Regions from separate parts of the Homo sapiens genome. Here region 1 is linked to region 2. A link is a loop called in an ENCODE intact Hi-C map of the cell type or tissue named here. Cell type or tissue: gastrocnemius medialis. All regions are shown on one strand. Each heading gives the region's core, and the rest is flanking DNA. Links, peaks and the distances in the headings are about the cores only.

Region 1 (5,000 bases), core at 1-5,000, 170 kb after region 2:
GCCAATAGGTTTAAAATAGATAAACATTGGGCAACATTTGCTTTGCTCAAGATTGAAGCCTTTCACTCCCCAGAGAGGAATGGAACCCTGAGTGTCAGCTGCACTTCCCTGGGTGCAAAAGTAGATTCTAGAACAGGACTTCTCATCTGACTGGAGTAACCAAATGGGGAACTAACAAGAACAGCGGAAAGTCTTGAGCCCCACAAAAAGAAGGGTTGCTATGCGTGGACAATTTTAAAACCTGAAGCATAAGTTAAATAGTTCCCTGGAGCAGGAAAATGAGTAACAGAATAGAAAAGTTAAAGAATATTCACTCATTTATTTTTGCATTCAGTGCTTCACAACCAGTCCATGAGCTCTTCTAGCTACAAGCCCTTGTGCTGGAATTATGGAGGTGAAATAATAAAACTCCTGCCTTCCAGTAATTCACAAGAAATAGAAGAATAGAAGAAAGAGAAGAGTTCGGCACTTCCTATGCAAAGCATCCTGTAGCAAAGGCAATGGTAGAATTGCAAAAATGTTCTAGTAGGGTGATGGAAGAAACGGGAGCAACATTTATACCTACATAGACTCTACCCTGAAGCAATATAACATGTTGCTATGTTAGAGTCTAATAGAAAATCTTAGGTGATATGTAAATGTTAACCTAAGGTATGCTTGGTATTATCCTAGTATTAGAAAGATTCCTCAATTAATGCATATCCATTTGCTCTCAGTACACATATACATACATATGCACACACACACACACACACATATAGAGATAATAGAGAAAAAGATATGGAATATATATATCATATATATGATATGATATGTATCACACATATATTCTATATCATATGTGTGATATGTTGACATACTGATATAGCATACATACTATATATTGTATATCAGCTATATCACATTTATATATGATCTATATCATATATATTATATATGATCATAACCTACAGTATGATATATATCATAGGTTTTCATATATGATATATAATGTTTTTGTATATGATATATATGAAATATGGAATATGAATGATATATGGCATATCATAGATATTTCATATCACATATATAAAGAGAAAAAGAACTCTGTGTGTGTGTGTGTGTGTGTGTATGCGTTTATGCATGAGCTCTGGAATAAGCCTTCTAGATCTTAGTTATAACCTCAGCACAATGTGTGACTTTAGGCAGGTTACCTAACCTAAGACTTAGTTTCCTCCTCTGAAAACTGGAATAATAATGGCAGCTCTTTCACAGGGCTGTGGTCAAGATTAAAGTCAAACACTTAGTATAGTGCATGCAAAGCACTCAAATATAAGCAACTGTTGTCCAACTTCATGCATCCTCTGCTTGTAACATGGCTGTGTTTTACTTAGTTCTTGCCTGCTTTGGAGAAGTTTCAGTTGTGGCATTCTTGTCTTCTTCCACATAAAAATCTGACAATTTGATTCTGCTGAGAGTTGCTACATGGTCTCCCTTCCTTGTCAGCAGGGATGATAAGCAGTGTTTTCTCTGCTGGTACGGAGCAAGACAATGATTTGGAAGCATCATGCCACTGCGTTGCTGTACACCCTTTGCCTCTACCAGAGCCCATTATTAAAGCTGACTTGTTGAGACTAATGGTCTGCCTGCCAGTGTACTCCTGGGGGTTCTGTGTCAACACTGATGGGAGATGTGGCAGAAAATCTTTTATCCTCTCTTTTATTAAAGGATTTGTAAATCATAGCATTTCTGCCAATTTGACATATAATTTCAAACTTCCTGAGAAAAGAATGGAGAAGCTGAGAATTCCAGGGGGAAACTGCTTCATCTTTGGATGGTTCTGAGCCTTCAACATGCAATCGCTGGCTGATGACCTCTATAGCGTTTGTTTCTATTATGTCTTTTGAGAAGAGCTGTCCACAGACTTTGGCTGCCTACCCTATTTCAAAATACTGTTCTTATTAACCTCTGACATAAATGAATGAAGAAAGTATACTAGTGATTCAAAGAGATTTTATTAAGACTCAGGAGAATCTCCCACTTATAATCCTTTTTATGTGTCTGCTGTGGATATATTTAATCAGCACCACATATACTCCAAACAAATTTTAGACAATTACTTGTGAAAGGCTTTTGCAAACTATAAAGTACTATTCAAAAGTAATCATTTCCTAAGATAATAGTTAGTATTAATGAATATTTAATATGTGCTAGACATGTGCTAAGAATTTTATATTAATTGCTTCATTTATTAAATCAAAGATTGGCTGAGAGACATTAACATAAGGCATTAACATAAGTCACTGTCCTTAAGATTTGAACCTTTTTATGTCTTCAACTATTCTGCACTGTGTGTGTAATCATTTCTGCTACAGCGTGGACTGTCAGCAGACAAAAAAATTTCATGGACTTTGTGTTCTCTTCTGCTGACTTTGCCGTACCAAGTCACCAGGACACAAGTAAATATGGCCTTGGGGCTTCTTTTCTTGCTGACGCATATTCACACAGGCAGCGTGTGCTGTGTGTGTTTACAACTGTGTTTCTTAGTCTTCTATTCAGAGTAATAACAGCATGACTTCCCCTAAGATCTGATTCAGAGAATTGAAATATGCCCTGAGAAAACATAAGAGGTTTTTCTGGAGAAGTGTCCCAAGGGTAATATTAATTGTTCAAGGATGTTTCGGAAAAGTTGCAATCATCACTGTGGCAAATGAATCTAGGGAGAGGAAGCATGAGTTATTTAATGTCAGTTACTCCTTTCCTTAGGTTTTTGCCTTTTTTTGGACTTTACACACAGCCCATTTGCTATGAAACTAGCAGCTCAAATAGCAGGCTTTCAGGCAGGCAAACAATGGCAGACTGCATTCTTCCTACTTCTCCAATCATATTTATCAGTCCCATTGGGAGAATAACTTTCAGTAGTGCTCAAAATTACCAGCATCCAATTTGTAACTGCAAGGAACCATTCAAGAAATAAACACTTCAAGAAAAGAAATAAACCATTCAAGGAAAGAACACTTATGGGTTCTCACTCATAAGTAGGAGTTGAACAATGAGAACACATGGACACAGGGAGGGGAACAACACACACTGGGGCCTGTCGGGAGTTGGGAGGCAAGGAGAGGGAGAGCATTAGAACAAATACCTAATGCATGTGGGGCTTAAAAACTGGGTGACGGGTTGACGGGTGCAGCAAACCACCATGGCACATGTTTACCTATGTAACAAACCTACACATTCTGTACATGTATCCCGGAACTTAGAGTAAAATTTAAAAATAAATAAATAAATAACAAAATGTTTCTGAATTCCAGTTATATTAAAACAAAAACAAAACAAAACAAAAAAACTTCTTCATTACTTTGGTTCACAATTTATTTCTTTTTAATGAATTACTGTTTTTGGTAAAATCTGAAATGTTTTTGTTATAATTTGCTTCTTGCTATCAAACCATTTATTTTAATTTGGTCACTCATCTTTATTACCTTTATCTCACATTTTCATCAAATATTTTTAATTTTGAATATATTTTATATTATACATAAAATATAAACTATATATTATATAATATGTAAAATATAAATAAATATTTATACTATAAAATATATTTATATATTTATAATATAAAATAGTTATATATAAAATAAATATATATGATATAATTTATATAGAGATACACATTTATATATAATATAAATTATAAATATTTTAATAAATATTTATGACAGTTGATATTTTAATCTAAATATTATCTTTTCTCTTTAATAAATAAATGTAAAGATGACAAAAGAAAAAAGAAAAAGGAAAAATGTAGAAATCTCAATATTTAAAATTCCAAAGTAATTATCAATATGTACTTATATTTTTTCCTCAGTATGAAAGTAACACATACACATTATAGAAAACTTGGAAAAACAGAAAGGTATTTTTAAAAAGATCTATAATCAAATAGCTGTAGATGACCACTATTATCATTTTGATGTTTTTCAGTTCTGAGATTTTGCATGTGAATGTGAGTCTGCGTGTGTGCATGTATAGTTTATATTATCACACAGTGTATAATTATGCATCCTTTTATTTTAACATACGCTAATATTCCCTTTGACACTTCAAAGTATTTACAAATAGCTCACAGTTGGCTTTATTGTGATCATGACATTAATTTAAGCATATTATTACTTTTAAAAATTCAAATATGGGAAAGTATAAATAAAAGAGTAAATATCACCCCAAAATCACACTATTCAGAGAGTAGTAGAAATAACATTTTTGATGTTTTGGTGAAAATTCTTGATGAAACCCTGTCTGCATGTATCTACACACACACGCATGGGCACACATACACACACAAATATGTGTGCTGCATTTACTTGATCCCAAGAAGCCATACACTGGGTTATGCTCCATTGTTTTCACAACTTTTTGGGCACGAAATAAACTTTGTCAAGTGTAGAAAAGCATTTTTTTTTCTAACCAATAATAATAGACAAAGTGCTGGCCACTATCTTCAGTATAACCATCAGAAACTGAGCCTAAATCTATTTCATATTCAGAATCTGCAGACACATCTGAATCACTTCTGGCCATCAGCAGTTACAATTAATATCATAGTGGCATGATGATTTTTCTATACCACATATTTATAACCTTGACCTCTTTATACTCTTTGCATTGATAGTTTAATTTTGTGACACATCAAAAATTCCAGAATTTTATCTGCATTAGCTTTCCAGAATTTACTTATAAATTATTGCAAAGTAAATAATTTCCTTGAAAGTCAACAAGAAATTTTTGACAGATACAGTTATAGCACCTGAGTGTTCCTTTAGGATGCATGTCAGTCATAACCTACTTGTTTCATCTTTCAAAATTCTGTATCTTAGATTCCAAAGAATGTGACAGTTTCTCCCACCAGCAGTTGCATAGTCTGGTAGATGACTGTTAATTTTCCAAGAGAGTTGATGAGTTGTCCAGGGGCATTCACATCTTTGGCCCTTTTAAGCCTGTAGATTAGTGCTTCT
Region 2 (8,658 bases), core at 2,013-7,012:
AAATTTCCTGGATTGTCCTGGTTCTTGCTTTCCCTCAGCTGTTCAGTTCTTGCTATAATTCTATGAGCTACCTCAATAAATTCCATTTTTGCCCATGTTAGTTGAAGTTGGAGTTCTTTTATTTCAGCCAGGAATAGAGTAACTATGGGAACCCACACACACACAAATATATGTATCTCTTTTTCATCTATATCATCTCATGGAATTCCAATTTTTCAGTCTTGCCAATTTCCAGGACTTGGGCAACATATTTTTCCATCTACATTCACTGAATTACCTCAGTGGGGATAGCAAAAGGGGCAGAGTCAATTGTCATGTTAAGAGCACTACCTTGGAGATACACAAACACATACACAAATCTGGATCCATATTTTAATGCTAATTTTCTTTCCTCCTTTCTTTGTGACTCAATTCTCATTGTCTTCTTTCTCTTTCTAAAATATAAACAAATTTCCCCTTCAACCTAAAATTGGGAGATAGTGAAGAAGCTCAGCTTTTATAGTAGGAATATAATAAGATTTCATTCTGAAACACTATGTAATCAGCCATTACTACCATACAAATGTTATTTTAGAAAAAATGTTGAATGTCTAGTGACTTCAGCAATTTAGTTTTTGGTCTTGGACCAGTCATAAGTACCATATCAGAGCCTGGTATGATCTGGGTTGACATTCACATCCTGAGCTGAACTCCTGAGCAATTCTTGCACTTTGATGCAAGTCAGTTATTTACCCAATCTTTTCCATATACCATTTGACTTTCATTTCAGAATTGCAAAAAGTATTCCATGGTTTTGGAGGCTAGATATTCTCCTTTGCCCTTGCTGGCAAGCAAAAATTATACGATGAAGTGATAAAATTTGAACCACAACCTAAAGTATTGTCTTTGTTCTTGATCAAAACAATTTTTTTTTCAAAAACCTATGAGAGGCCAGGCATGGTGACCCACACCTGTAATCCCAGCACTTTGGGAGGCCGAGGCTAGTGGATCACTTGAGGTCGGGAGACCGAGACCAGCCTGGCCAACATGGTGAAACCCCTTTCTACTAAAAAAAAAAAAAAAAAATCAGGTGGACATGGTGGGGCATGACTGTAATCCCAGCTACTCAGTTGGCTGAGGCAGGAGAATAGCTTGAACCCAGGAGGTGGAGGCTGTAATGAGCCAAGATCTCACCACTGCACTACAGCCTGGGCAACAGAGTGAGACTGTCTCAAAAAAAAAAAAAAAAAAAAAAAAAAAGAAGAAGAAGAAAATAAAAAGAAAAAAACCTATGAGAAAACACCACAATTAGGATAATCTCTTTTGATTACATATTTGAGCAAATTTTATTGAAACAGAACTTCATTCATTGGATGTTCTATTGGATATGCTATTGGTAATAGCATCTTCTTTTTAAAGGATAAAATACACACAACTGATGAAGTTGCGGTGAAGTTTAGCCTTTGGGATTAGCTTTACCACCTTGAAATACACATCCCTTTCTGACAATATCTACAAACTTCTGCTTTTCCTATAAATAGTCATTGACCAAAAGAATCTTTCCATTGACTTGCTGTCTCTAGATAGTTGCTGCAAGTCTAAAAAAACTTGAAGTGTACCCATACCAAACCTATCTGAGAGGATTGCTCTAACACACTGTAAAACTTACATTGGGAGGAAGAAGGCAGGCAGCCTGGGTTTCTCCACCTTTCCCTTACATCCTAACAATGGCCCCCACTCCTGCACCTCAGTGCTTGCACTCACCTCCAGATTTTACATGATACTTTTTTCTTACTTACAACTCCCTATATTCTTTAGAACTACCACTTCAAGCCCATTCCAATTAAGTTCTGAACTCTGAAATTTCACCTCTGTAAAAAAAAAAAAAAAGTCTTTCCTAATTAACCTCATTAGATTTTGATTTCCTACTTAGCAGCCTTTCAGAAATCTCCAACATGTTACATCTTTGGATGCATCACCTGGTCTTTCACTAACTTGTTCTCTGTGCATTTGGTACAACTCCCAGTTGGCTGCAAACTTCTTTGATGCATCTGCCAGCCCTTTGGTAGTAATAATACTAATACTAAAAAGCTAACATGCAGGTCTTATTATGCTCCAGACAAAATGCTAAGTAATTTACTAGCAGAGTATTTGAATACTGTCTGGCACATAGTAAGCCATTAATACAGGTTTGTTATTATTACCATTTATAGCTCAATTAACTTGGCATTATTATTCTCTCCATTTCAGGATAAGAAAACTGTGAGGCACAGAGAATTACATAAATTGCTCAGAGTCACAGAGCTCATTATGTGGCACAAACAAAACTTGGTGCCCATCTATTTGACACGAATACCCATCAATGTTCTTAATCATTACAAAACATTTGCTAAACACACACACACATGCACACACACACACACAAATCAATCCTTTTTGCAATAATACCCCTCCAGTTTTCAGAGCAGTGTAAGTTGTACTCAAGGCAGGTTTTACTTAGGAATTCATTCCCCTTTTAAAATTTAACTGTCTTAGAGACATAAGAAAAAAGTCACAAGTATTTGTATCTCCCTGAAGAATTTCATTTTAAAATTTAGAGGCCACTGAAGTATGTGTCCTTAGGGAGAACAATGGGTTTTTCAAAACTTCTAAATTGCTAAGGAGCTGTGTTTTGCTTTTCAACTATTAATATGCTACTTCAGTCAGTCACCAGTACGTCATATTTGCTTTGGTAGAAAGAGCTAGGCCATGTCCAGGGCTGAGCAATAGAAAAAGTTCATGAGTATATTGCTAATAGAAATGATTAATAATACATTACAGGCTCAACCCTGATCATACCATGCATCTTCTTCCAGTTATTTTGAGTACATTTTCATTGGATGCTCACAATTGCTCTCTATTGTAACAGCTTTTCTCCTGGTCATACTGTGAGATTATACAGGGAGAAATGCCCACTTCTGATGTTGTTTTTCCTGAGTTCTAAAGAAGGCGTTCCCTTTCCTCCCATCTCCTTTCCTTTTTCTCTGCCTTCTCTCTCTCATAGGCTGCCCTGCCCTTTTCTTCCTTCGCTGTCTGAGCTTTCTTGAAGGGAACCAAGGGTCGTAGATCCCCCAGGGCTGGGCCCTTCTGAAAGGCTCCATGGTCTCTGGAGAGCAGTCAGGTGACAGACTGAACCCAACCGGGCCCAGTGACACAACTTCCCACTTAGGCAACTACACAGCCCCCAGATCCCATTCCTGGCAGCTTCAAAACCCTGGGCTCCGCCACAACCAGGCACAACTGCCTCCCTCCAGGTTTCCACTTGGGTGAATGAATAGGCTTGAAGGCGACTCCAGATGCAGGAGGCGCGTCGCGGAGAAACGTGTCATTTAGGAGAAAGTTTGTTTCCTACAGAGACTGCAGTTGGCAGCTGCAGCCCCAGTCGGTTGCGAGAAAAGCTCCCCACCTGGGGAAGCGAGGCCGCTCCCGTGTGCGCTCGGCGGGGAGGACGCGGTGGCGGCGGGACTCGAACTCGGTCGTCGAAGGGCGCCCCGCAGGGTCCCGTCTGTAGCCCGGACGGCGAGCCCAGGTTGGAGTGGGAGGGAGCCGGCGTGCACAGCTGTCTTTGGTCGGGCTCAGGCTTCCGCTCCCTGCCTGCTCCCCTTTCCAGCCTCCCGCCCCAGAAACGATCTCGAGCGTTGCCAGTTTGATTCCAGAGCCCCACTCGGGTGGGTTCTTTTGTTTCTTTGTTTTAATGACAGTTCCCAGCCCTTCAGCATGTCATGCGCAATTAATTCCCTGGCTCTCACGAAGGCAGCTGGGGTGAAATTTCTTCTGCATCATCCTTTTGGGGATGTTTATGATGTGACGTCAGTCGGATTGATTTTTCTCTCTTGAATGAAGGATGGGAGGGGAGAAAGAGAGACGGAGAGAGAGAGAGACGCACAGATGTGCACGGAGGCCACAGACACTGACATTTGGAATTCCTTCAGGGTAAAAGGACACCGGAATGGGAGCTTAGAAGTGTGTTGCTAAGATTTCCGGCTGCACGGAATTATTAAGTTTTTCTTAAAAAAACAAAAAAAGAAAGAAAGAAAGAAAAAGAAAAGAACCCCCTCCGCAGCGAGCCACTTAGGTGCTGCTTTCACGCCAGAGTCCCCTGTTAAGGTGGCAGCCCTTGATAACTAATCTCGGGCACCCAGCCGCTTCTGTAAGCTTAAGGAGACGACGAGGAGGGGCGGGGGAAGTGCGTCACCAGGTGGGGAAGGGGCTGTGTATTTGGTGACAAGCGGGAGGCGATGGGGGTGGAGGGGAATGGGGACGGGAAATAGGTTCTGTGTGCTCTCCGGGGGTATTGTGTCAGGAGATGCAGGCTGGCTACCATGTGACGCGGTCCAAAGCTGAAGGGATTGGCCGAGGCAGCGCAGGCGGTGCAGCTCGGCCAGCTTGCCGTTCCTCTCCCTTTCTCTCAGCATCTTCTTGGTAGCCTGCCTGTAGGTGAAGAAGCACCAGCAGCATCCATGGCCTGTCTTTTGGCTTAACACTTATCTCCTTTGGCTTTGACAGCGGACGGAATAGACCTCAGCAGCGGCGTGGTGAGGACTTAGCTGGGACCTGGAATCGTATCCTCCTGTGTTTTTTCAGACTCCTTGGAAATTAAGGAATGCAATTCTGCCACCATGATGGAAGGTAGGATGCTTTCTGCTATGGTTGACTGGCTTCAGGCAAGGTTTGGGCAGAACAGCATTAAAGAATATGTGCAGCCAGTGTATGTGGCGGTTCTAGAACCTGGTTGCCAATGTTTTGCAAGCAGAAATGCTGCAGTTTGCTTGCAGTGGATCTGGGCTCAGACTAATGGAATCAAACCACAGGGCTGCTGCCTAGCTCAGAACCTACAGAGCTCCCAGCTCCTTTGAGAGAGAAAAGCCTAAAGTGTTTGCAGGGAGCTGAGATGGAGCTAGGAAAGAGCTTGCAGAGCAAATAAGTTGGGCGAGAAGATAAGGTTTTCTGTTCTGGGTTCCTGGGACTACACTGATTAAACATTTACAATGGAAACTTGTTTTCTGAAATTGACATTAGACAGGAGAGGTCATTAACAGAGTTATCCATACAGACATTTTCAGTGAACTGTTTAAAATTGTAAAAATTCTCATAAGGTATTTTTATCTCTGCAGTTTACATCATATTATTGGGATGGGGAGGGCAGCAAATTTGGTCCATAAACTGTAGTTGTATGAGAATGTCATTGCAACAGAATGAAAAATATAAGGAAAATATCCGGGCCTCTTGCCTCCTGATTCGGGGTCTTATCAGGTTAAAAAAGAATTTTGTGCTCCCTAAATGCTTTCCCTGTCCAATGGATTTTAGCCAAGTATCAAATGATTATTTGCTGATGATCTTTTCGCATATTCAATATTGAGTGTAAGGAGGAACTTTCCCTGGAGAGATGCTATTTAAACTATATTTTATTCTGCTAAATTACCCTTCCCAGTCTGACACTGTGACAGCCAAGATTGTCTCCAAAAAGCAGCAAGCTGATCAGGAAAGAAGCAAGCAGCTCTATGCAGGCTTTGATTTTCTGTTTTCACACTATAGGATGGTGCAAAACTCCTGGCCTTTCCTAAGATGACAGGCAGAAATTTGTCCCCAGCCTGGATTTCACAATGCAGAATTGAGTGCATAATGGGTCTCAAATCAGCCATGAAAATGGCAGAGAGGCCACCTCTTAAGCCAAGGTTTGTCCTACGGATTTTAACTATTCCTTAGAAATTTACCAAAATGGAATAAGAGGAGGAAGGTTTCATAAAAACAGCAGTGTAGCCTGTACTTATTTGGCAGAAATGAATTCTTTTTGCTCTCCCTGTCATCATGTCAAACATTGTTAATGTGATTTGGGGGAGTGAAGAATTCTAGAGTCAAAACCCACAGATTTTAGAAGATAGCCTTAAAAGAGAGGTTGGGTATGATTTTGTTATGGAGCTGAGTCTTGTTTGCAAAAGGCTCTCAAGCTAGCCCTTTAAATCCAGGCCTAAATAAATTGAGATTGCTAACACTCTCAGATTAAATCATTTTCATTAATTCAAAATTGATTTAATCTTTGAATAACAAGGCAAGACAGAGTGTTATTTATGCACTTTTCAATTAAAAGCTCATGTGGATTATCTTCTTCAGAAAAAATATCTTGCCTGTAGAGGTACTGTATTTCTCCAGCTCAACTTCATATAGCTTTCTTAAAAATGCATCTGCACACATTCTGATTAGATTTCAGTGTTGCATAGAGAATTGGATGCTCTTTCTTTTCACTTCTTGCCTTGCAAACCATGGCACTAAAGTATCTTCTTTGAAGGTTGTAACGTTTTTTGATGCTCATGAATGATTCTCCTGGTAATATGGTCTATTGTGCCATCCAAGAATGTCAGTTCAAAGCTCTGTGATAAGCTTATCCAGGCTGCCTAAACCAAAATGAGAACTGCAACAAAGACTTGTGCTGGAGCTGAATTAGCACTATTGCTCTGGGTTTGCCAAATTTATCTAATGAACAATGTTATCTTAGCACTGGTATGAATTAGTATGAATTATACTATGGATACAGTTGTCTTTCACCAGATCTTTTGCAAGAGAAATTGGACAGGTGTTCCCACTGGCTTAAATAGCTAAATGAAATTAACATTTATTTCTACCCATAGCTCCTACTTAAATGTTTTTAAGCCTTATTATCTTAATAGTTCGGTGACCTTAGAAAGGCAAATAGGAGTTTAACCAAAAATCAATTTGCTATCAGTTGCCTTCCAACTTAGTTGACAGTCTTTTTGGCAATATACATTCATGTTTCTGGTATTGCATGGCAGAATTTCACCTCTGAATTGCTCTTATTCTGAAGGTGTGGTATATAATTATTATTTCAACTTAACTCATCTCTAGAGATTGCCAGCCTCTGTACATCTACCACAATAACCTTGGAAAGATAAGGAACCTCATAAAAGGCACCCCAAATTTGTCATGGCAGCTCTTCGTTGAAACATTAGTGGACTCTGAGAATGTGCTACCAAACATCTAGTTAAAATCATATTTCTTCTGAACTAGTGTGTCTCACACACACACAGAGTCATCCACCCAAACACATTTCTGGAAAGGAAGAAAACATATATTTGCACTCGTGTGGCTGTACATTTCTATATTGCTAAAGTGTTTTAGTCTGCTGCTCAGAAAAAGCATGGCCATGGCAACTTTTCAAAGGCACTTCTCTACTTTGTGTAAAGCAAGAGTAAACAAATATTCAGCAGAATGGGTCATAGTAAACTACGTTTTGTTTGTGTGGAACAGGATATAGGCTCCATTCATTCAATGCCTATTGGAAATCCATCCAATCATAGATGATAAATGTTACTACCTCCTCAGTGATCCTAATTTTGTGGAAGTCAACGAAATAATTCCCCAGGGACCACAAGCAGGTGATTAGTGGTTTGTGGCTCCATGGTTCTTTTAACATATTTTAATTAAAAAACATATTTTAGGGGACTTGATTTGCTGCTTCCTGCATACTTTATCTTTTGGCAGTGGTTGGCATTGAGTTGTTTCTTTTCTAAAGAAAGCCACATGATCTGGAGCCTTCTGTAGTATAAATATGAAAGGAAAGATGATGAGCAAAGGGAATTATTAACTATGGAGTGTACATATTGGCTAAGCTTACAATGAAGTCTATGTGGTTAGGGCAACTATTCAAGGACTATTTTTTGATATATTATTATTAAAGTTTGAAAATGGCATTCTTTAGCTATCCTTTCTAAGATAACTGGAACTAAGTCAGAGTTTCTTGGGCTATCTGTCTATTTGTGAGGGTGTCTAGAAAGTACTTTCCTTGTTCACGTAGGCCCAACTGAAGGCGTTTTGCGTTTTTAGTTCCATATTCAGGCTCTTAGGTGCTATACTAGAAAGATAAGTTTCTGGGTGCCAATGGTTTCATTTTATATGACAATTTAAAAAATTAACAAGCAAATATTTTTAAGGGCTTACTGGGTTTAATTACAATATTCAGGATAATTTAATATATTTTATTATATTTACTACTCATAATAACCTGAAACTAAGTATATTGTATATACGGTGCTTTTTTCAGTCCTTTTCTACCTTTCAAAAGTAAAAATAATGCATTGAGGCAAAAAAATGGTGGAGTGAAATTTGAACCTACATCCATTTAACCACAAAGCTCATGTTTTTGACCCTCTAGGAACCTCTTAGTTTTGCTTTGCATCAGGTTGGGCATGTTAACCTAATTGAAAAATAGGCTGTAGTGCCTTTGGTTGCATATTCTGTGTCTCTCTGTTTTAAATATGAATATTGACAGAACTATACTCTTTAACTTCTTATTAATGCCTTTTATGTCCAAAATCATTATTTAAAAAATTTTGCATAATTGAAGAGTAACTAAACTTCTGTTGTTGCAATAAACCTTATAAACACTAAGAACTTCTTCTTTTCCTATCTAGAAACAGAGTTTTACTAAAATAACATTTGGAAAATTCTTTGGTTTGGTCAGAAAAGAGCAAGACATCTTGAAGCTGGAGCTGTTCATTTTGTATTTAGTTAAGAAGTTTTAAAGGGAATGCTTCTAATTTTCCTACTGATTCTCTTCTTTAAATGATGAAATTACTTTAGAAAATCTAAACATGCAGATAGAAGATTCCAATATATGTTCCATCA

The links. Hi-C counts contacts between places; a loop is a spot of excess contacts. Peaks named below come from ENCODE experiments on the same cell type or tissue, not always from the same donor. Only the 100,000 strongest peaks of a DNase experiment are listed, where the experiment ranks them.
Region 1: it touches region 2 in a loop (3.0-fold over the local background); 2 of 110 quality-filtered maps call a loop at or near these places.

Annotation. Positions count from the first base shown.
Region 1 is chr1:66,702,788-66,707,787 of GRCh38, forward strand. The region is part of intron 18 of SGIP1 (SH3GL interacting endocytic adaptor 1); the gene reads left to right. Among named protein-coding and RNA genes, the nearest start is that of DYNLT5, 47 kb to the right of the region's middle. In gastrocnemius medialis, for the core only: no CTCF peak of the experiment used is centred there; a DNase peak (open chromatin) is centred at 2,438; H3K27ac peaks cover 1,171 bases.
Region 2 is chr1:66,529,722-66,538,379 of GRCh38, forward strand. It overlaps SGIP1 (SH3GL interacting endocytic adaptor 1), which reads left to right and starts at 4,432. Exons shown (of 25, transcript NM_032291.4): 1 at 4,432-4,647. The coding sequence starts at 4,638. In gastrocnemius medialis, for the core only: no CTCF peak of the experiment used is centred there; DNase peaks (open chromatin) are centred at 3,192 and 4,340; H3K4me3 peaks cover 1,483 bases; H3K27ac peaks cover 3,907 bases.